Regions from separate parts of the Homo sapiens genome. Here all the other regions are linked to region 1. Evidence: chromatin loops called from intact Hi-C (ENCODE). Cell type or tissue: chondrocyte. All regions are shown on one strand.

Region 1 (8,000 bases):
CCTGTTGGGGCTCATCTATTTGCACGTCTCCCCTGCAGGAGTTTGGACTAATCAGGTCACTACACCCTGACACAGCAGTCTCCAGTCTCTACCACTCATTGTTTGCAACATGACGTAATGTCAACAGACCACAGAGAAGTTAGCAACAGGGAAGGGAAAACACTTTAATCTCAAGGTCATCCCCAGGGTTCAGCAGGACATATATCCTATATCGAATCATCTGATATCAAATCCTACAAATGAGCTCGGCCAAAAGGTTGAGCCACGCTGTCTGACTGTATCATGTTCTCCAGTTGCAATGCAAGACTGAGGCAATCAGTTGTGAGCTGACAATTCTTCCTGTTTGCTAAAATTGAAAAGACAGGTTGTTGTCTATCATTGCTTTGCTTTCTTTTTGCTGCAAAACATTTCACACAGTATCATTATGCCTTAGCTAGTCTTCATTTATCTAGATATTAGACATCTTGGAAGCTGATAGGGCTTGGTTCACTTCTTCAGCCTTGGCTTCTCCTCATCCCCCAATGTTCCCTGTCTTGCAACTCATAGCAGAGCAATGCTATTAAATACAACAAGAAAATACATGCCAAAGGGCAGGTAGGGGTTAGATGCCTGAGAACTCTGAAGAAAAAGAGAGCTACTGTGGCCCCATGGTGCTTTTATTCAAGATGCCCCTATCTCGGGAGGATGCAAAACACCTGTGTTGGCAGATGAAGCTAGGTCTGGAGTTTTATGCCTACCTACCTCCTCCACCAGGCACCACCATGCAGTCAGCAAACTGCACGAGTGCCTATGACTCTGGTAAAACTTATACACATAGACTTAATATGATGGCAGAGAGAATTAAGAAACATGAGGCCAACTTTAGTGGGGAGAATGATGGGAAGCAAAGTATTGTATGCTTTTGTCTTATGATTTTCTTAACAGGAGACTTTGATGAAGGACTGGTATCTGCCTTCTGATTCCAGTTAAAACTGCCTACCACTGTTCTGCCTTCAACTCCCTTTCCAGAAAGCCCCTCTGTCATTACTTTTCCAAACCCTCTTAAGGACCCTCTACCAAGAGCTTAGAACAGGAAAGGGTTTACGCAAAGATGTGCACAGTGCATTACTATTCCTAAAGTAATGTGCATTAAATAGAGACCAAAAACATTTAAACATTAAGTAATCAGTTTTGTCTGTTATCTGTTCTATCTCCAATGCCTAGACCAATGTCCGATACACAGTGGAGCTCTTAATATATTGATTATATCGCTAGACTTTCATTCACTCGGGAATAGACAATTATACCAAGAAGGTCCCTTATCTTCAAGATTCCACGCATCAAGTTTAGAAAAGTCACCAAAAGTTTGTTTTCTCCTACGCACTTCATACACCAGAGGTCTCCGCACTCAGAAAATACCATCACCACAAATACTACTGTAATAGTATTTAAGTATATAATAGTATATTAATACTATTATTATAGTATTATACATATTACTAAACACTATTATATCATTATTAATTAAATATGCATATTATTAGTTAAGTATAGTAGTACTGATTAAACTTCCATTGCACATCATGAAATATTGGTCCAATGACAAATATTCTATAAGCCAAATATTTTATATAAAGGTGTGCAGCCTCCTACACTGTATTTCAGTACTTGATGGACTACATACAAATGAAAAAAATTGGTGGCACTACTGTATTTAAAATCTATACTTTTGTAATTTTACATGTGGGTTGTCCTAACAGTGGTGTATTATTTTATAATAGTTGAACATATCATCCTCCTCCAAGGATCTCGAAGCACCTGCAGTAAGTAAGGAATAGCTCCCTTCATACCTCTGCCAAGGTAGGTATGTTGTAAGCATTATTTCTACCATACCAAGATCACACATGAGTCAGTGGCAGGGCTGGCACTACTCCCTCATGACACTTCAGTTCACAGGTCTAACCATTAGAGTACTGCCTATACATTAATTCATTCCTTTCTTCATTCATAATATTAATTTGATGCAGTTTGCTAGGCACTAAGGATCAACTCCTTATTTCCTACTGAACTCACATTATATGAACATTACGATTTGTAAAATAAATAAATAAAGTAAAATAAAATAATTCTGGTCTGGGCATGGTGGCTCATGCCTGTAATCCCAGCACTTTGGGAGTCCCAGGTGGGAGGATCGCTTGAGCCCAGGAGTTTGAGACCAGCCCAGGCAACATAGGGAGCCCTTATCTCTACAAAAAATAAAAAATTAGCGCGGCGTGGTGGCGCACCTCTGGTCCCACCTACTGGAAAGGCTGAGGTGGGAGGATCGCCTGAGCCTGGGAGATAGAGGCCGCCATGAGCCCTGACCACCCCACAGCACTCCAGCCTGATCAACCAAACAGACTTGTCTCAAGAGAAAAAAAAAATCTGATAAAAATTTTAAATTCACAACAGAGATTTTTCTGTACCTGGTGATTAATCCTAATTGTTTTATAGTAACTAACATACCTATCAGTGAGCCAAATGTATACTAAGGAAATGACTGAAATACAGAATTTTAAAGATATATGCTCTTACGGCCAGGCGCAGTGGCTCACGCCTGTAATCCCAGCACTTTGGGAGGCGGAGGCGGGCGGATCACGAGGTCAGGAGATCGAGACCATCCTGGCCATCGAGAAACCCCGTCTCTAGTAAAAATACAAAAAAAAAAAAAAAAAAAAGCCGGGCGTGGCGGCGTGCGCCTGTAGTTCCAGCTGCTGGGGAGACTGAGGCAGGAGAATGGCATGAACCCTGGAGGCGGAGCTTGCAGTGAGCCGAGATCGCACCACTGCACTCCAGGCTGGGTGACAGAGCAAGACTCCGTCTCAAAAAAAAAAAAAAAAGATATACGCTGTTACGTTATAGATGTTATTCATGTGTCTGTCTCTAACATGAGGCTTTTTGATGCTTGCCCACACAGCTAATACTTGCGTTTTCTGTGTCTAATTAGAAGTTTCCGCTGGGTATTATTGTTGAGTTGGTATAAGATGTTCAAGACCATGAAAAGATGAATGTAACAGCTTCCTCATGGACTGATTTTTTTTTCAGTTCATCTGTCCTTTTAAGTAATCTGGCTGTTTGTACCCTGACTTTAACTGAATTCACAATTATTCCTCTTGCCAAACCATGCTTCCAGACTTGACTGTATAAATTAAATTTCATGCACGCATATGTGAGCCGTGTGTACTGCCTGTTAAACTAAGTAATATAAACAAATTGAAGGCACATTTGAATGACCTTTGAATTCCGTGTTAGAGTAGTTTTTAAACAGTTATCTACTGGGCAAAGTGTAAGAGACAACCATTTACAGAGGTTATTTTCAGTGTGCTTCTTGAAAACCCATTTGCTCATAGAATTCAGCCTCCTAATCATGCAAGTTGCATTTTGTATGGTTTTCTTCTCTGGCTCCCCACCCTCTTAGAATAGTTCTGACGCCCCCACCGGCGACCACCTGGAAGGGGCTGATCCACCCCCACCTCCCTCTGCGAAGCGCGGAGCGGCTGCGGCCACCCGGCCAGAGCCAGCGCTGAGCTGCGCTGCGCTGCGTGACTGGCTGCATTTCTCAGCCCCGACGGCTGTGGTTACTCAAACTGATCTCATCGCAGGTCGTCACGACACGCGCTTCCCCTCGCCTGCACGCGGCGTGGCGTGAGAGGGGCCCTGGCAGCCGGCGCGCCCACCCCTGATCCTTCGAGGCCCACGATGAAGCCCATCCTACTTGCAATAACGGCCCCGTTCTCATTCTTCAAAAGACGGCTCCCAGACGTCAACAAAGAATCTAACCTACACAGCGCCGGCCCTCGCTCCTTTCAGCCTCAGCGAGCGCTGCCCTTCATTACCCCCCAGCGCACTTCTGGACACTGCGCCGGGTCGCCGGGGTCAGCCGCCCGGCCACGAAAGTCGCCCCCAGCGTGCCCCAGGCGTCAGTGCACGCCGGGCTCCCGGCTCCAGGCAGGCGGGGTGAGGCAGCTCCGCGAAGGCCACTCGCTGGCGACCCCTTCCCGGGTCTCCTAGCCCTGGCCGGGCTGCCCCCGCGCCCGCCCCCGCCCTCGAAATCCAGGCAGTGCGGGAGGCCGCCTTGCTGCTCTCTCCGCCCGCACAGGGCCGCCCGACGGAGCGGGCAGGGAGCAGGCGCCAAGGAGGCCGAGAGGGGCCCAGGGGCGAGGTCGACTCTCAGCCCGCTGTCCCCTTATCCCACGTTTCGCAGCCTGAGGTGTTTGTTGTATATCGGGAACTGACACTTTTCGGCGTTAAAATGAGGGCGTCACCTGCTCGAACTAAAGTCGGTGGAGGGCGTCTGGAGCCGGGCGGAATCTGGGATGCCTCGCCGGATTACGCGGCGGGGTCGGCACGCGAGGCAGGCTCCGGGCGCACCAGGAAGCCCGAGCGTGCACTAAAGCGGCGGAAGCAGGCAGCGGGGGCGGGGCCGGCGGGCTGCAGGCACGCAGGCGGCGCGGCGGCCTGGGGTTGCGTGACCTGCCGGGCTGCGGTCGCACGCACTTCGTGCTTCAGGCGGCCGTCGCCGGGCGGGAGGTGCAGGTGCTGGAGGGCGGCGCCCGGCTTCTACTTTCAAAACACCGCCGGGGAGGGCAGTCACGCTATATTTCTGGGACAGGGAGTGAGTTCACCGGGGGAGGACACAGCGTCCCCTTGTTATCACAACGTGGGTAACATTCGGTAATAAAACGCGCTCGGACAGGATGTATTAAACGAATTGGGAACCGGAGCTGCTCTTTCCATAAGCAATCAAGCTGGGGAAACTTTACAAGGAAAGCTTTAAATTGCGATGCATGGCGCAGGAGTGTGGTTCGTGTGACATGCTTACAGAGAAAGGAACCAGAGCAAGGACGGTGGCTTTGGGACGAAATTTCTGTCCGCTCTGCACAAAGACTAATTACAGAGTCGTGATTTGGGGCATGCTCTCATTCCTCCCGGAAGCTTTCTTTGCAGTGTTTTATTTTAAAATCAGAGGTGGTTGATCTCCCTGGCATACGAACATGAGAGACCTCATTTATATGGTGACTCAAAAGCCCCAAGGACATAAAAAAGGTGCCACGTTTTAAGACACCAGAATCTAAGTTCCTTCTCAAGATCATGTGAGCAAAAAGTGTTTTGCCCGCACAGATATCTATTTACATAATTAAAATGTTTGTAGATTTGCAGATAAATCAAGTTTAGAGGACAAAACAAAAAATGTTACCACGATAGTTTTTAACACAAGAGCACCCCAGTCAACTGAAAGCTTGGGAAATTCCACATTAGTTTATTTTCTATGTACTTAAACTTTGATTTGGTGAATCTATGCTCTCTTATTTCCCTATTATGACTCTTAGGCCTATAGTGCCTAGTTACACACACATTTGTTTTTGTGATACATGTAACATTATAGGAAAGGGGGGATTCTCTAGGGTTAGAATAGACACAATAAACTCCTAGGAAGCTTTCTCAAAAATACATATTCTCATCTCAGCTTACCATATGTGGGAAAAGGCAGCAAGATTCACTGTTTAATTTTAAAATGTTCTACCAGCTGACTGATTCTCACGTGGGATTTTTTTTTTTTTTCCTGGTCTGCCCAGCACGCTTAATTTCTTCTGGGACAGAACTGCCTACCCTTCCTGCCTGGATTGTGCTTCTGCCTTTACTCTTCTAGAATGTAGTTAGAAAGGGAGGTGTCATTGTGTGTGGCCTTGCCTACTTGGTCCCCACACTTGGTCGAGAGGCATATACCTGACTCAAGGTAAGCCAATGACAAACAGCACTTGACTCCTCCTGGCCTTAGTAATTTGGTTAAAGAGATTGCATATCATCCAAGTTGTGCCAAAGAAAGTCATTTCCTGGCAATTTTCTAACAGGAGGGTGGGCATAGATGCCTTCTCCCCAGTTCCTTTTGGTGACAAAATTGGACCGTCAGCCACCACTGCTCTGCCATGTGCAGAGACTGCCAACAATAAAAGAAAATGGAACCAACTTTCATTAAGTGGTAGATTCTAAGGGCTGAGCCTTTTTATGGCTTTTGCAAATTCCACATTGCATATCTGAGGTTCTCAAAGCAATACTGGCTCCTGCTTTCCTGAAACTTGATTGTTTACCTCTTCTGATTCTATGAGAAGAGATATGTATTTATAGAAATAATAAAATATACATTTAGAATGCTGTTTAGAATATTACGGTTTTTTTTTTTTGTAGTTATAACACAATTTTTAACTTGCTTTTTGTCACAGAACAATCTATTGGGACATTCAACCACATCAGCAAAGAACCACATCATCATTTCTAACAGCTGCACACTGTTGTTCGAGTAAATCAATGTATTTCACATTTTAGTATTTCCTGTTTTAAAACATTATAAGACTGTGGTGAACACTGAATATATGTGCTAATAAGAAAGAATTTTCCTAAAGCTTCCAGCAAACGTCTCTTGGAACTTCTAGTCATAATTGGATCATAGACGCATTCCTGATTTAATCACTGGTAAAGGGGAAGGTGCTAACAGAATTGATCTAATCTGAACTCACTTCTGGACTTGGGCTGATTCATGCATGCTTGGGGGTAGGACAGGGGGAGGGCAGTACAGAGGTCTGAATTCCTGAACAAAAGGAAGAAGGAGGATCATGTGTCAACTGTAATAGTTTTGAACATTTTAAGGGGTTTAAAACATAATAAATGTTCTAATTTTTCACCCCAACAGCAGTGTTTAAGATTGCTAATTGCTCTACATCATTGCAAACCAGGGCTACTATACTTATTTTAATATTTTTCATGTGGTTGATAGATCTCATAAAATGCTTGATATTTGATATCAGTAGTCCCTAAGAAAATATCTTTAAGATGATTTGGAACTCATTTAATGGCATTAAAAACACTATCAATGGAGGTAGAACAAAATGACAGAAAAATTTTTATACTTTGTTTCCTGTAAATTCAGTAGCTACTTAAAATAATAGGTATAGAAACATTAACTTCATCTTTACAAAGGGAGAATGAAATCACTTTTACCAATCGCTTATCAAAACAAATGTGAGTTGGAATCTTAGATTCTTCATTAGAATCCTATGAAAATCTCAGAAATGAAGCAATAATTTCACTAAACAAGCAAATAATAAACTACAAAAGTTGTTTTTAAGTGCATAAGGCAGTTACCAATTTTCAGTCTTTGAACTTATTAGCATTTATTAAGTGCTTATTATGGGCCATTTATTGGATGCTGAGTTTAATAAAAGGAACTTGGTTAATTTACATTACAGAATAAGAGCTATCAGTACCACATTTTTAGCATCAAATTCATTACAAGAGTGTTAAGTTAATGCCATTAGAGCTTTATTCTTTTTTTTTTTTTTTAATTGAGACAGAGTCTCACTCTGTTGCCCAGGCTGGAGTACAGTGGTGCAAACTCGGCTCACTGCCAATCTCCGCCTCCAGGTTCAAGTGATTCTCCTGCCTCAGCCTCCGGAGTAGCTGGGATTACAGGCACGAGCCACTGTGCCTGGCCTATTCTTTTTGTTTTTAAAAATATATTCATGTAATAAATACTAAGTTGTATTTGGCACATAGTACAGTTTCGGATAAAAAGCTCTTATCAGTGGTGAACTTGCCACAGGAAATACATTTATAATAATCAAAGGTTTCGCTGTAGTGGTTGACTAACTGTTAATATTTGAGGATATTTATCATTTAAAGGCCTGACTTGTCTCACTGGAAATTTTGTTCAATAATCATATTCTCAGGGCTAAAAAGAATTCAGCACACAATTTATTCCTGCACAGATGACAAAGCATTTGAACTAAAGAGAAATGCTATTTAAACATTGTGACATTTATTTTATTAGGTACTCAAGTTTACACTGTACATATAATGGATTTAAAAAGATACAGAGCTTAAACCCACAAATAGTATTTTGTGGTCTAAACCACCTCCAGACTAGAGTTATTTGTGGTTCAAAATATGCAAAGCAGCTATTTAAAGCAGTTTAAAACTTTAAATGT
Region 2 (8,000 bases), 55 kb before region 1:
AATGGCTAGTATTCCCAGGGTGATATTAAATGCAAATTGTGAAAGAAGATACCTTTGCTTTGTTCTCCATCTCCAGGAAAAGGTCTTCAGTCTTTTACCATTAAGTGTGATGTTGTGATGTTAGACGTAGATTTTTTTGTAGATATTTTTTATTAATTTAAGCAATCTTTCTTTCTTTTCTTTTCCCTTTCTTTCTCTCTCTCTCTCTCTTTCTCTCTTTCTTTTTTTAGATGGAGTTTTGCTCTTGTTGCCCAGGCTGGAGTACAATGGAAAGATCTTGGCTCACTGCAACCTCCACCTCCCAGGTTCAAGCGATTCTCCTACTTAGCTGGGATTACAGGTGTGTGCCACCACGCCCAACTAATTTTTTTTGTATTTTTAGTAGAGATGGGGTTTCACCATGTTGGCCAGGCTGGTCTTGAACTCCTGACTTTAGGTGATCCGCCTGCCTCGGCCTCCCAAAGTGCTGGGATTACAGGCATGAGCCACCACGCCCAGCCGCGAGTTTTCTTTTATTTCTACTTTGCTGAAAGTTTATATCATGAGTACAAGTGGAATTTTGTCAGATGCATTTTCTGTATCTATTTTCTTTTGTAATCTGTTAATAGCTTACAATGATTGATTTTTTTAAAAGTTGAACCAGTCTTACATTCCTTAGATCAATGCCACTTGGCAATGGTGTATTATCTGTTGTATATATTAAATTTTAATTTTAAAAATTAAAACATACATATACATATAAATATTTACAGAAAATTTACAGAAATAGATATATAGATAGATCTATGTGTATGAGTTAGTGTGTATACAATATGTGTTTATATATGTATATATGTATGTATATATATGTATATATGTGTATATATATCTATGTGTATGATTGTGTATATATACACATACACACACACGCAGAGATATATATCTGCATATATCTCCAAGCTGTATCCACTGAAAGGAGTTAGAAACAATGATATCTCAGTTAAAAGGAGAGCACCTAACTCCTAATGATACTGGTTTCTAAATACTGTCCTCCAACAATAGGAACCAGGAATCACTGGAGAACTATCTGATTCTAGGGCTGGGGCAATGAAATAAATATGAGTCTGGATATCTTGTGGTGTTTTTCAATGTAAGGAAATTTAAAAAAAAAATAAAAAGAAAAAAACATAAAAAATGTGCAGGAACCAATCTGAAAAAGCTCCCATGAAAGAATTTGAGCAACAAAATAAATAATAAGAGTACAATGTTAGTTTGTAACTAAAAGAATGAGTACAATGTTAGTTTATAACTAAAAGAATAAATTAAATATCCATGATCCCACAAATAAATGAATAAATGATTAAATAAATACATAAGTGGGAGAAAAGGAAAGCTCTTCTTTAGAAAAGAATCTCAGTTATTATAAATATAGAAGGCCTGGGGAAAATACAAAAGTACCATTAAACCCCATAGTAACCATTGCTGCAGGTTAAATCCTCCAAGGATGCTAAAAAGAATGGGTGAATGTTTAAGTAGAAACAGAATTGTGCATAGTCTCCAAGTATCTCTGTACTACTTTTTATGACTCTTCTTTAACTTCAAAACTATTTCTAAATAAAAATTAAAATATAATAAGGGAGAGAATACTTAGTGATGTGGAAAAATGTTTATGATCTATTACATTTTAAAAAGCCATTAGATTCCAATTTTATGCACCTACACACTTATACACACATGAACACACAACTAATTAAAAAAATTAAAATTTGATTTAAAATAGCTTAAACCAAAATGTAAGACATAGGTATCTCTTGGTGGTAGCATAGAGTGCAATAGTAGTGATTTCAGTTTTATAGCATCATTATTATTATTATTGCTTATCAAATATTTTCTAAAATTTTCTATCATGACCATGCGTTCATATTAGAATAAAAAATATATTTAAAACATTCCTGGAGGATATGTTTCATGCTTCATATTCTGCATTGTGTTGAAAACAATAGTGGGTGCTGTCAAAGTGAATTGTTGAATTGAAGCAGTGCCTTGTTATTTTCTTTTGCAAAATAGATCATCATCCACCTAATTTATATTTGTATACAGAACCTATCTTAGTGCTTTGGATAAAATACTCAGTAATAGTTGAGTTATAAATATAGGTTTTGCTCTATTTAAGTTAGTATGAAGTTAAGAACATCTGGAAAAATAACATGTATAGCATCTGATAAATAGAAATCACAGAAAACATTTAGTGCTAAACATTATCCTAAGCACTTTACATATCTTAATTTATTCAATCCTTAGCACAACGCAGAGGGGCAAGGATAGTACTATTACCCTCATTTTACAGATGAAGAAACCAGGGCACAGAGATTAAGTAATTTGCACAAGGTAACACAGCTATAGCAAGTGGCAAGCAGTGATATAAAGCACTTCTACATTTATTGTTATTTAACTTCTCACAGCAACTCATTGAGTTAGGTGTCTTTATCTCCAATTGTCAGATGAAGAAACTGAAGCTCAGAGAAGTAAGTGACTGGCCTAACTGAAAGTGTCAGGGCTGGGACACTTGACCTCAAAACCCTTGCTGTTTCAGCTATAACATGATGCCTCATGCATTAACATGAAGTGGGCAAACCAAAACAGGATATTACCAGAGAGCTGTCAAGACACATCTCCAGTGGAGAACTCCACATGTGGATTAGTTCTTTCCCAAGTCTGCTTAAATTTCACACCATCCACCTACATGTTTTTTTTTTTTTTTTCCCTACCAGCTGAGAATGGTGACATTTCTTCTTCTCTGGTCTAAATCAGAAAAACTTGCAGCACTACAACCACCAGAGAAGGTATATATTAGCTTACAGAGGTTTTTTTCCCCCTCTTCCTTAATTTAAAGAGGCAGAAAAAAAAAGAAAGATACAATCCTGCTTCCATTCCTGTCTGTGAGAAAGTGACTGTGGGCATTCTCAGGCAAAAAATAAAGTAACTTCATTTTTAGAGTAAATGCCCTGTTGACAAGTTGGCAGGGCTGCCTTGTTTGGAAAAGAATGTGCAGAAAACTCAAAGGATAATTAGTGTGTGGTAGCCTAACAGCATGCAGCAGGGCTGTAACGTGTCTGGCAGAGGCAGATGTGGCCACACAGTTCATTAACGCTGTAAAGTTTGTTTAATTCCAGTTGGGGTAATTAGAGAAGGCTCTAGAACCTGCCTAGAGCTCCAAAATAGACTCTGATCTCAGCAGCAGTGGGGTGGATCTAAGCCACCACAGTGGGCCCCAGGAGATCAGAAGATTAGAATTCCTCACAAACCCATTTGCTTTTCTTTGACAATCATCTCTGCATTGGCCATGATGACAGAGGGGAGGAACAGCATGATGGTCACAATAAAGGAGAATTTTTAAACTGGCTTTAAAATGCACGCTATGATGATTCCATTATTTAGCTTATCTCTTAACTTATATTTTGCTTAAGTGTCCATTAAAATCACAGGAGTTTCTCATTTTTATAGAGTGAATAAATTTTAGTAAAATTGTTTATGAAGTAATTTTTCTATTAATGTAGTTTTGTCTTTCTAACAATTTCTTTTAAGAAAATTAAAGCTGTTCCATTGGAGAAAAAAATTAGCTAGGTAATATTGGATGTTTTGTTTATAAAAATGCTTGATAGGCCTTTGAGAATTGTATCACTTTTCTGATTTTTCTCCTATCCTTACTTTCTTTTTTCTCCCTTCTTTTCATATTGCTCTTCCTCAGACCATGGAAATCACACCTGTGCCCAAGATTCTCTGTCTCCACATTCACAACTCTTGAAATTCAGCTCTGATAGATCTCTTTCTGCTTGTGTATTTATACTGCCCAACAGAGCTAGGATGCACTATTACACATAGCGAATAGATGCCGCTTTAAAATATGAAGGAGCCCCGACTTGATGTATCCACTTAGTAATTCTCTCGTGCAAATGAGTATTGCATTTTATAAGTTCATTGGACCTGAAAAATCTATCACATGAATTTGTTTATAATGCTACACTTGCAGTGTATACTTTCTGATCCTAGCAACTGATGTGAGGGAAGCAATCCAGCTATGCTGAGCAAATAGGGAAAGCTGAGCTGCTGCTAGATATTTTTCAAAAGTTTTCCTCTATGTGGTTAACTGGCCAATAGAAAACCAAGTGGCTTTGAGTCTTTTTAAAAAAAATAAATAAGAACAGATTTTTTTTTCTAGGTTACATGTGTAGTCTGTCAGAGAACACAACTATTTGCCAAATTCCTATAGCCCCTGTCTTTAGCAGAAGAAAGAGAACATGTGTGGCTTTTGTTTATAGCTGTAGGTCAGTGTGGTGTGTCACTGATCTGATCAATGCTACCATGTACCCTGGGCATGACTCCAGCCTCCCAGCAAAGGATTGCTGTATCTTTCCAGGATTTGCATTGAGACATTACGTATGTTTTCTGTCTCTCTTTTTACCTGTCTTTTCCTGACTGCCTAGGAGGGGTAAACTTGCTTCACTTACCCATCCATCACCCATTTGGACTCCCACATCTATTTTTCTATGGAGTAAGGCAAAAATAATTGTGAGACTTCTCTCCTACCACTTTAGAGGAGTGGTGACCAACATCCCCAACAGAAAGCTTATTGTTGGTACCATGCCCAGTCCGGCTTCTTATCCCTGGTGAAACTGAGTAGTTCAATGAGAACAAGATATTACCCAAAGCCAGCTCCATTCAGCAAATGGTGTAGGCTTGCTGGCTTTGTTTCCTCAGCTCTGGAGTTCATCACACCATAAACCACAGGGACTTTGTAGGCATGTTATTGTATTAGCACCATACGGAGACTACTCATGGAACTCACATGCAGAGTGTGTGATGTCAGAGAAGTTGACACGAATCCAAATTTTGTGCAGCTGTTAGACACAGATGTTTCATTTCATTTTTTATGTCAGCACCATCCCAATAAATCCACTGATCGTGAGATTAAAAAGTAAAGAAAGCTCTGTGTGCTTACACATGTTTCAGAGCCAGGAAGCTCTATACCACTTATATGCAGATGTACACTCACTACCAGGGGTCACATCAGGCTATGGCTCTCATACTCATAGAAGGACAAACATAGCTGTGGAAATCAATAGGAAAGCAAATGCAAAAGGACAGTAGCCTTCACTCAAATCAGAAACTATTATCTAGAATCAGATGCACTCTTTGCAATAGGTGCCTGCAAAGGAAAATTTCAGGGTGGACATCACAGTTTCTTCAGAAGACATTTGATAAAAATCATTTATTAAAATGAATTGGCTTCTGAAAAGTCTTGGCTAATAAGTCTCCCTGACTCTACCTTACAAGGCTGTCTTGGGTTTGCCTTCATCGGGGCAAGATATATCACTGTCTTTTACCAGTAAAAGAAAACCTTCAAAGATTGCCACCCAAATAATACTCATATTCAAAAACAAATAGCTCTCAATGTTTCCCTGGATTTTAGAAGGCTACACACATGTTTTTAAATGCCTGGATTTTTAATTTATATGTATTTATGACTCCCCATAATATGACTAGATGTGTTATTTAAAAATAAATGCTGAGACTGGATTTTCTGTTCTTCATTTTGGATAGGTTGTGGTTCTTAATGACTTCATAAAGAAATAGAACTTTGGGGATAAAAAAAAGAGGGCAAGAATTCTCTGCTTTTCTGGACTGGTGTGGGCACACTTTCTGACCCCAAATTACGACTTTGTTTCAGGTTTTATTCTCCGTCTTTGCCTCATCCTTATCACCTCACTCCAGGGACTTTTACAGAGTCATCTTCTTGCATTGTGAGATGGCAGAGTAAAGCCTTGCACACATATTGCCCTGTCTGAAAGTGGCTCATGCACAAGAAACATGTGGAATTGTTTGTTTGACTTGTCTCCCCTCCCCATCATGTTTTGTTGTACTTTTTTTTTTTTAATCGGAGAAAACAAAACAAAACTACTCCAGCTTATCTTCTGAAGAAGATAGAAAACATTCAACTGCAATATGCTGTGAACATTTTAGGGCATGCTTCTCATTTCAGATGCATGGCGTGCCTAGCTACTTAAGACAGAAAATCCCCTGCTGTGTTCTCTAGGCAGGCACTAGAGCAGATTTTGTGAGATGCTGGACTCAGTTTAGACTCTGGCTCTTAATGCTCAGTCATTAAACTGCCATAGGAGATGTAACTCTATTTGGTATTTTGGGGAAGATCCACTATGTGGCTCCTCCCAGATTTGGTGGGGAGAAGAAATGGATTTCAATTTAGCAACAAGGGAAAAGTGTGCTTGACATGTGGCTTACTCAATTTGATTTGGAAGATATTGCTCTTTGAACAGAAAGTTACGCTCCATTGCACCATCAACTTCAAAGATTCTTTTTTTTGTTTTGTTTTGTTTTGTTTTGTTTTGAGACGGAGTCTTACTCTGTCACCCAGGTTGGAGTGCAATGGCTTGGTCTTGGCTCACTGCAACCTCCAACTCCCGGGTTTAAGCGATTCTCCCGCCTCAGCTACTCCCGAGTAGCTGGGACTACAGGCACGTGCCACCACACCCGGCTAGTTTTTGTATTTTTAGTAAAGATGAGGTTTCACTATGTTGGCCAGGCTGGTCTCAAACTCCTGACCTCGTGATCAGCCCATCTTGGCCTACCAAAGTGCTGGGATTACAGGTGTGAGCCACCGTGCCCTGCCAACTTCAAAGATTCTTGAAACTCTCTGGACCTGGTAAAAGATGCTAAAGGTCTCAGGGTCCCTTTTGAGTACAATGCTGGCCAGACTGTCATAACTCAGGGGAGGGAACTCATGTAACAGCCCATGCCTGACAAGAAACTGCTGGAAATTCTTACCTAGGAAAATCAGAAGGTTTGCATGGAGGCCTCATGACAATCATAACAATTACACAAATGCCTCAAGTCGTGAAAGCTAAACCTTGTGAAAGGTTCAGCTCTTGGTGAATGAGACTCTTTTGAATGTTTTTTTTAATCATTCTTTTTGTGACTCATGCCACTCAAGACTAAGCTGTCATCCTTCTATTAATAATCATATTGTTTTCCCTGTGATATATATCCATTTAATGAGTTCATGTAGGAATTTGCAGCATAAAACAAATCTTATAAAAAAGTTATATTCTTTATATATATATATATATATATATTTTTTTTTTTTTTTAATTTCCTTTTGAGACAGGGCATTCCTCTGTCACCCACGCTGGAATGCAGTGGTGCTATCTTGGCTCACTGCAACTTCTGCCTCCTGGGCTCAAGCAATCCTCCCACCTCAGCCTCCAGTGTAGCTGGGACTACAGGCACACACCACAATGCCCAGCTAATTTTTTGTATTTTATTTAGAGGGGAGTTTCACCATGTTGCTCAGGCTGGTCTCAGCTCCTGGGCTCAAGTAATAGGCCTGCCTCGGCCTCCCAAAGTATTAGGATTACAGGCGTGAGCCACGTGCCTGGCTGTACTCTTATATTATTGCTGTTTTCTATATCCCTCACTCTCAACACCTCATTCCCTGAAAAGATAACTCATCTTTGAGTTGAAAAAGAAATCCATTAACTCTTTCACTGCAGAAAATCCTCTAGACTGTTCCTACCAAGGTAATGAGAGACTTAATGATCAGATAGTCAAACACATGTGATGAGAATACATAAAATTTATAGGTGGACTAACCAAACTCCTTTTTGGCTTTATCCCAAATAGGCAGTTTATATGTCTGATAATCTAATTTACCAAGAAATATTTATTTCAAATATTTGATCATAATTTTTTGTTCTCTTATCCTTCCAGTATTTTAATTATGCATATATTACCCCTTTTGATATTGTCCACAGTTCTTCATTGTTCTGAGTTTTTGAGATTCTTCTTCCTCTTTGTGCTTCAATTTGGGAAGTTTCTATTTAAACTATGTTCAAATGCACTGATTCTTTTTTTTCTTCAGCTATGTCCAGTAGGTAAACCTGTTGAAGACATACTTCATTTTTATTACAGTTTTCCATTTCTAGTATTTCCTTTTGTTTCTTATA
Region 3 (8,000 bases), 200 kb before region 1:
TCATAATAGGAAGGAGGCTGGCATGCAGGGGAAACAGCAAGGAGGCCATTGTGCATGAAGCTAAGCCATGGAGGTGGTGAATAGAGATGAGGTGAGAAGTGAACTCTGAGGGCTCAGATCACATACAGCTTTGCAGACAATGTTTATACTAAATCAGACATAAAACTACTAGAGTACTGAGCATAAGGTGATGTGATCTGACTTACATTTTTAGATCACCCTGGCTACTGTGTGGATAATTGTTTAATACATTTAATTTAAATAAGAATGAGTCTATTGAAAGAAAAATAATAAGTCAATGATAGTGCAAACAGTACTTGGATACAGTAAAGCTGATGAAGGTAGTATGTTAATGCCCAAAGTGTGGGAAACAGTGGTTTAACTGGTTACTGCTACTATCCAGGCAACTGCAAATTCCTGCCAGATTCTCTTATGACCAGTCATTTTCCTTAACCTTCTTGAAAATTCTAAGAGTTCTCCTACTGATTCCTCAATAGGGATTTCTCACCTTTCTGGTATTCAAGTCTGGTTCCAGGGCTTCACACTTTACAAAATTATTGCACATTTATTATTTCAGCAGAGCTTAAGGGAACTCACCTCAGAAAGGTCTGAAATCTTGAAGTGAATCAAAGCTCTCCCAGCCTCCATCAGTGATCCAGCTGTGTGCTCTCAGGGCACCAGAGAGAGAAGGCTGCATAATCACAGATAAACTGCCTTGAAGGCACATTCAGGCACAACTTCCTCAATTAACAGCACCTGTAGTTTGGGACTGGCATTATCAACAAGCAGTTCAGAGAGTTGTGGTGTGATTCCACATGTGCCGAGGAGTACCATGCTTGGACTGACTACATAAAGATTTAAGTGAAAGAAAATATAAAGTGAAAGAAAAATAAAGTTCCATCTTGTTGAAGTTACAGTTTTTCAGGTCTCTATTACTCACATCTAGACTTAATCCTGACACATATCTTATTTGTTTCACCCTCCTCAATATCAGAACCCTTTATTATGAGCTAGAAGATCTAGCATGCCACATATAATTAGGTACATAGACAGAGTCCTTATAAAATCCATAGTTTTCATTGTTGCCACATTAGGGTAATAGGTCCATGGGCATTTAAATTTTTCTTTTATGACATGTGTCAGATAAATTAGGACTAAATAATAAGGTCAAATTGATTATTTAAAGAATATCCAAAATGTCTCCTTTTAAAATGAAAATAAAATAACATGAATAAGTGATGCCTGCCCCATGCCAGGATCTGTGTGAGATGTGGGCCCCTCTGTGGTGCATGAAGCAAGCCCTGGGCCCTCAGCCAAGGTAACTGGAGTCTTGGGACTAGCTGATTGTACCTCACCTATGAGCCCTTCTAGCCTCAGCCTCCTCCCCATCACATCACACTGTCAGGCTGTCTTTCCTCATCTATTGTTCCTAAAGAACCATGGCAGAACTACAACAAGAGGTTGGAGATTTTTCTTTCATTTAGCACTTAAAATATTTGAAATTGTATGGGATGACTCAGTTCCAGGAAACTTCAAGTATCCTGTGACACTTGTTCAGTGAAGTGTTGAAAAAAGGCCTGCTCTAGGGTCTTATGGAAAGATGTGAGTAAGCCAACTTGTAGGAGGTAAGAACAAAATGTAACTTCAAGAGTGTCTCTTTCATTCCCTTGTGGTTTGCAACATCGTCTTCTCTGCCCTACTCCTACAATGTTCTCTTGAGCCAAGCCTCTGTGTGTTGGCATCAGAAAAGCTCTGCATCCCTGCCACTGGCTTCCCCATAGCAACTGGCTAGCACCCTCCTCCAAATTCTATTTATGAAAGTGTGTGTGTCTGTGTGTACTTTAATTATAAACTCCTTTGAAGGGAATACTTATCAAATAATTTTAAAAGCCTTGATATTAAACACTATTTTCTTTAGTTCTTTTATCTATTCTTTAAGGTTGGCACTGCGAGGCCCATTTTATATATGGGAAAACTAAAACTCAGTGGTTAAGAAACTTTCCCAGGGTCCCAAAGCAAGGATGTATTGAAGCTAGGCATTAATCCCAAATTCATATGATTTTCTCTATTACCTCCCTCAGCCATGCCAGAAAGAAACTGGGGTATAAATGTCACTTGCTGCCAGCAAAATGGAAAGATCACAGGCTTTGGAATCCAACATACCTGGGTTATTTCCTAGCTACGTGACCTTGGATAATAGACTTAAACTCAGTTATCTCATCTATAAAATGGGAATAGTGCCTACTTGATTCGATTGTCAAGAGAACGTAAAAAAGAATTTGACACAGGCTAGATGCTGCAGTAGCAATGACGGCTGTTTAAAATTAAATTTTAATCTTCAAGATAATGGCTGAGAATCTAGCACATGCCAGGCCTAGGCGTTCCACTTGATTTTATTTTTTTTATTTATTTATTTTTAGAGACAGGGTCTTACTCTGTCACCTAGGCTGGAGTGTAGTGATGTGATCATAGCTCATTGCAGCCTCAACCTCCTAGGTTCAAGCAGTCTTCCCACTTCAGCTTCCCAAGTAGTTGGGACCACAGACGTATGCCACCATGCTGGGCTAATTTTTCAATTTTTTGTAGAGACTGGGTCTCTCTAGACAGCCCAGGTTGTCTTGAACTTCTGTACTCAAGTGATCCTCCCACCTTAGCCTCCAAAACTGCTGGGGTTACAGACGTGAGCCACTGCACCCAGCTTTGATTATTATACTTTTAAAATACCATTAAGGAAATATAAATTCATTCCTTCTACAAATATTTATTGAACACCTACTCTAGCCCAGGACTATTTGAGGGACTAGGAATCCTGGAACTTATATTCTAGCAAGGTACTGGTAGGGGAAACAGTAAAGATAACAAATAAGTTAATTATATAGTATGATCAAAGATGCTAAGTGCCATGGGGGGAAAAGAAAGAAAAGGCATGAAGGAACAAGTTGCAGAATTATACAGAGAGGTCATAGCAGACCTCACTGACAAGGAAACATTAGAACAAAGCTTTGAAGGAGGGAATGAGTCAGCCAAGCAGACATTTGAAAGAAGAAAGTAGGTACATTTACTATGGAAGCTAGTGAAATTTTACATTTCAAGGTCTCTAACTTGCAGGGGCCCCTTCAAGTCCTGGAATCTAATTTTGTATTTGTGGTTCCTTAATGAGGATCCACAAAATTGCATATGTTTCAAGATTTTTCCCCACAGGAACATATTTTTTGGCAGAAGAACCAGTTAGAGCAAAGGCTCTGTGGTAAATGTGCCTGATCTGCTCAAGAAATAGCAAGGAAACCCCATGGCAGGAACAGAATGAACAAGAGAGATGAGAGGATCATGGAAGGGCTTGGAGGCCACTTTACGAATTTTGATTTTTATGAGGGGTCATAAGAGCTTGAGGCAGAGTTGCGATATGATCTGACTTACATTTCAAAACATTGCATATTGGGATCAGACTTAAGAGAAGCCAGGGCAGAGCACAGGAATTGTTGGGGGCCATGGCAGTAATCCAGGAGGGAGAGATGATGGTGGCTTGGACCAGTATGGAGGCAATGACAGTGGTGAGAAGTAGCTGGATTCTGGATATTTTGAAGGTCAAGTCAACAGGACTTGACTGATGGATCAGATGTGGGTTGTGAAGACAGATGAGTATTAAAAGTGATGAGACAGCATGAGGTCACCAACAAAGTGAGCCTAAAGGAGAAAAGAGGACCAAGTTCTAAGGCAGGAGGCATGCAAACCTTTCAAGAAAAGAGTTTGGAGACATTATCCTTATATGTGATTGAAGTCACTATTTCAGGTAAAGGTATATTGAGATTTAATTCATTCAGTATTATAACTTTACTATACAGATTGTTTAATTAAATTAAGCTAAACTGTAGTGTGTATGAGGCTCAATATTCCCTCTCCCACTCTGTGAAATTTAACTGAGAAAATGTATTACATTAGGTCAAGGAATTCGAGTCTACAGACAAGGGTTCTAGTACCAGTTATACTGATGATAGGACTGCACGCCAGTCATTCAAACCGTCTGTTCTCAATTGCCTCATCAGTGAGATGTGAATTGGAACAAATGTTCCTTCTTTTACTGCATTGATGTTCTTCATCTTGAGATGAGTCTGTACCCGATCATTTTGTTTTGTTTTGTTTTGTTCTTGCTATGGTGTAAGGAAGATAATTTTGAGCAAAGGCAACTTGAGTGCTTTATTTCTCTCCTTCACACCCATGTTGGTCTGTAAGGGAAGGTCACACACTGAACCGAATGCTTCAAGCAAAACTGAGTCAAAATATAATCCCCTGTCTCTTTGCAGGATTCCTCCGACAATATACAGTGAAGCTCCTGAAGTTCAATGCAATAAGAAGTGCTTCATTGGCGTGGCAAAGTGGGAACCTCCTGCAGGTATTTCATCAGATTTTTGCCATTAAAGAGAGTACAAGGCTGAAACCAGAGGCAGCAGCTCTTAACTGTGTTGGATCATGAACCCCCTTGAGAGTCTGATGCAACTACTCCTCTATCAGGTCAACAGGGAAAATCATCATGACCACCAAATCTTAGAAATGGAACGAACCCTCATTCTTTTTTTTCTTTTTTTTTTGAAACAGAGTCTCGCTCTGTAGCCCAGGCTGGAGTGCAGTGGCTCAATCTTGGCTCACTGCAAGCTCCGCCTCATTCTCTTGCCTCAGCCTCCCGAGTAGCTGGGACTACAGGCGCCTGTCACCAAGCCTGGCTAATTTTTTGTATTTTTAGTAGAGACGAGGTTTCATCGTGTTAGCCAGGATGGTCTTGATCTCCTGACCTCGTGATCCGCCCACCTCGGCCTCCCAAAGTTCTGGGATTACAGGCGTGAGCCACCGTGCCTGGCCAGAACCCTCATTCTTTAATAAATAAGGAGGCTGAAAATAGAGGTTAAGAGACTTGCCCTAGCGCTTGCTGTTAGTAAGTAATGACTGCAAGCCTAAAATCTAGGTCTTGACTCTCAATGTTCTTTCTTTTATATGACATTGCTTGGTAAATTTCATATTTCCCGTATTTTTGCTACAAAACTAGTTTCCTTTTTTGGTCAGTGGGTGAGGGGCTATGTTTTGTTCTTAACAGCATTATTGAGATGTAACTCACATACCATAAAATTAGACCATTTAAAATGTAGCATTCAATGGTTTTTAGTGTTTTCAAGTTGTGCAAACATTGCCACTATCTAATTTTAGAAACTTTTTTCTCCTACACAAGGAAATGCCATACGTATTAGCAGTCATTTCCATTCTTTCTACCCCCGGCCCTAATCTACTTTCTGTCTCTGTGGCATTTTTTATTCTGGGGATTTCATATAAATTGAATCATATAATATGTGGTCTTTTGTGATTGGCTTATTTCACTTAGCATAATGTTTTCAAGGTTCATCCACATTGTAGCATGCATCAAACCTCCTTTTCATTGCCAAATAATATTCCATTACATAGAGTGTTTTGATAACCTTTTGGTAAACAAATGACAGACCTTTGGGTTTTGTCCACTTTTTGACTATTATGAATAATGAAGCTATAAACACTTGTATACAAGTTCTTGTGTGAACATGTTTTCATTTCTTTTTGTATATGTCTAGGAGAATTGTTGGGTCATGTAATAACTTATGTTTAACATTTTGAGGAATTGGCAAACTGTTTTCCGAAGGGGCCACATCATTTTACATTCCTACCAGCAATGTATACAGGTTCCAATTTCTCCCCATCCTTGCCAACAGCTGTTATTTTTAAATTATTTATCATCATCATTATTTTTATTATTATAGCTGTCCTAGTAAGTGTGAAGGGGTGATACATGTGGTTAGTGGCTACCATATTAGACAAAGCAGAGTCGGGGCTAAAATGAAATTAAAAATCCACATCATACATTCTACACTAATTTTTTTCAAGCCAACACTTACTGAACTTTTACTATGTGGCAGTTACTATACTAAGCATTATCTTGGATTATCTCATTTCATTCTCACAATATATGATGGAATAAGTACTGTTACTGGCTATAAGGGAAATGGCTGCACTTTAGTCAGGAGTAGGCTGAGGTGGCCTTCAGTCGCACCATGACTCAGCAGGTTTGGAGCACCAGCACACAACCCTGCAAGTTATGTCATGTGAGGCACATTAGGTGATCACCCATGTGAGCTTGTGCTTGGCTCAGAGCCATATTGTCTGTAAAAGGTATAATTACTCTGCTGATGCTGTACCTATGGCTTGCTTGTGCCCAGAGAGAGAGTAAAGCCACGTCAAAACTATCTATGATTCCTTGAGTGTTTTTCCAGCTACCCACCACTCACCCACTGACTCCCCTCAGACATCAGTTAGAACCTAACAATTGGCATCATGAACAGGATCCTGAGGTGAGTGAGCCTTCGGTCCCCACCGATTCTGGGTCAGCCATCTGGCCACAACATGGGTTATGGTACCCGGTGGCAGCTGTGCTGCTCAGATAGGCTCTGGTGGAAACCTGAATGGTAGTAGATGGGTCCTCTGTGAGCATGAAAAAAGCACTGAAGTAGCTGGAAGTGCAGAGCACCGAGAAGGAGCGAGCTTTTGCCGGCAGAGTTGGATGGGCATTTTTGACTGTGCTATGAGAAGTACACACACAGTTCCTAAGTGATGCAGCACAGCATTTGCAAGTGAGCAGGTGTCTGGCACAGGGCAAGGTGATCACACCCTGATTGAGTGGCTATGGGCAGCCATACAGACTGTGTGGAACAACACCAGTGAAATACCGAAAACAGTGAGTAATGGGAGTTGTATGCTGAGTTGGTGCAAGTCATCTGGGAGATGGGTATGTGGCAGGCTATGTTTGACCTGAATACCCAGAGGCCAGATGATGAACGTTTCACCTCCCACATGAGGGATCTTGTGTTGGGTTCTGTGCTCCGGAGTGCCTCTGCCTCCCTAGCTGCTGTCCTCACCCTGTACATAGGGCACCACATACATGAAGTGACCATTGCTGTGACAGCTCTTGGGGAAGCAGAAGGCTGTCAGCAGGACTGAGGGGTCTATGCCATAAAGAAGGGGAAGATGCTCTGCCCACAGGGGCCCCCCCATGGGAGAAAAGAGGGCCCCAACAAGTAACATGCTCACGGATGTGGATAGATTTGATTTTGACCGGGGTTGACCGAGAGAAAATCAATAAGCAGCCCAATGAAGTACTCTTAACTTTGTGGAGATAATTGTCTCTGGAGCAGCAATTCCAGAAAATGCCCAACGGGGAGAAGGACATTGCTGCGTGACCCAGTCCCACCCGGGCACTTCAGCTCAAAGACTACTTGCTGCAGCCAGGTGGAAATGTAGAGCCTTTTCTGTTTGATTAGGAAACTGGCTGAGGTGCCCATCTTGGGGGGACACCAGACAACCAGCGACCACGTGTGGAATTAGTGATCCACTGGTCTTCCACTAGTGTACAATGGGTGCTGGTGCTGGTGGATACTGGCACAGATTGTGTCCTTGCTTATGGGAACCCAAATAAATTTCAGGGCTAACCTGCTTACATTGATGGATATGGAGGCTGGTCAGTGGAAGTGAAACCTGTATCTCTGCACCTTGGCATCTGCTGTTTGGCTCCCCATTTATATTCTGTGTATTTCTCTCCCATACCAGAATACATTCTGGGGATGGACATTTTACATGGCCTGGCATTACAAACCACACCCAGGGAATTCAGACTCTGAGTGTGTGTGGTGAAGCCGATGCTGCGTGGACATACATGTCACCAGCCTCAGGTCCTGCCACAACCCTGACAGGTTACTTCCACCCATCAATACTGTTTGCCAGGTGGGCATACAGAGATAACTGAGACAATTAAAAACCTGGAGGAGGTGCAGATAGTGTGTGGCACCCACAGCCCCTACAATTCTCCAGTGTGGCCAGTTAGAAAGCCTAATGGAACTTGTTGGATGATGGTGGACTATTGGGAACTGAATAAAGTAACACCCCCTTTGCATGCAGCTGTACTGTCAATCATGGATTTGATGGACTGTTTG

Evidence for each region. A loop is a pair of places that touch in the nucleus more often than their neighbours do. Peaks named below come from ENCODE experiments on the same cell type or tissue, not always from the same donor. Only the 100,000 strongest peaks of a DNase experiment are listed, where the experiment ranks them.
Region 2: it touches region 1 in a loop (4-fold over the local background); 4 of 110 quality-filtered maps call a loop at or near these places.
Region 3: it touches region 1 in a loop (6-fold over the local background); 3 of 110 quality-filtered maps call a loop at or near these places.

What each region holds. Positions count from the first base shown.
Region 1 is chr3:156,812,604-156,820,603 of GRCh38, forward strand. LINC00886 (long intergenic non-protein coding RNA 886) reads right to left here and starts at 4,459. Exons shown (of 3, transcript NR_038387.1): 1 at 4,284-4,459. RefSeq lists enhancers at 1-231, 4,357-5,556 and silencers at 3,913-4,242, 4,263-4,472. In chondrocyte, a CTCF peak has its summit at 4,639; DNase peaks (open chromatin) are centred at 3,668 and 4,458.
Region 2 is chr3:156,758,036-156,766,035 of GRCh38, forward strand. All of the region lies in intron 1 of LINC00886 (long intergenic non-protein coding RNA 886), which reads right to left. Among named protein-coding and RNA genes, the nearest start is that of LINC00886, 55 kb to the right of the region's middle. In chondrocyte, a CTCF peak has its summit at 3,876; no DNase peak of the experiment used is centred here.
Region 3 is chr3:156,614,357-156,622,356 of GRCh38, forward strand. No RefSeq gene overlaps it. Among named protein-coding and RNA genes, the nearest start is that of TIPARP, 56 kb to the right of the region's middle. RefSeq lists an enhancer at 6,048-6,107. In chondrocyte, no CTCF peak of the experiment used is centred here; no DNase peak of the experiment used is centred here.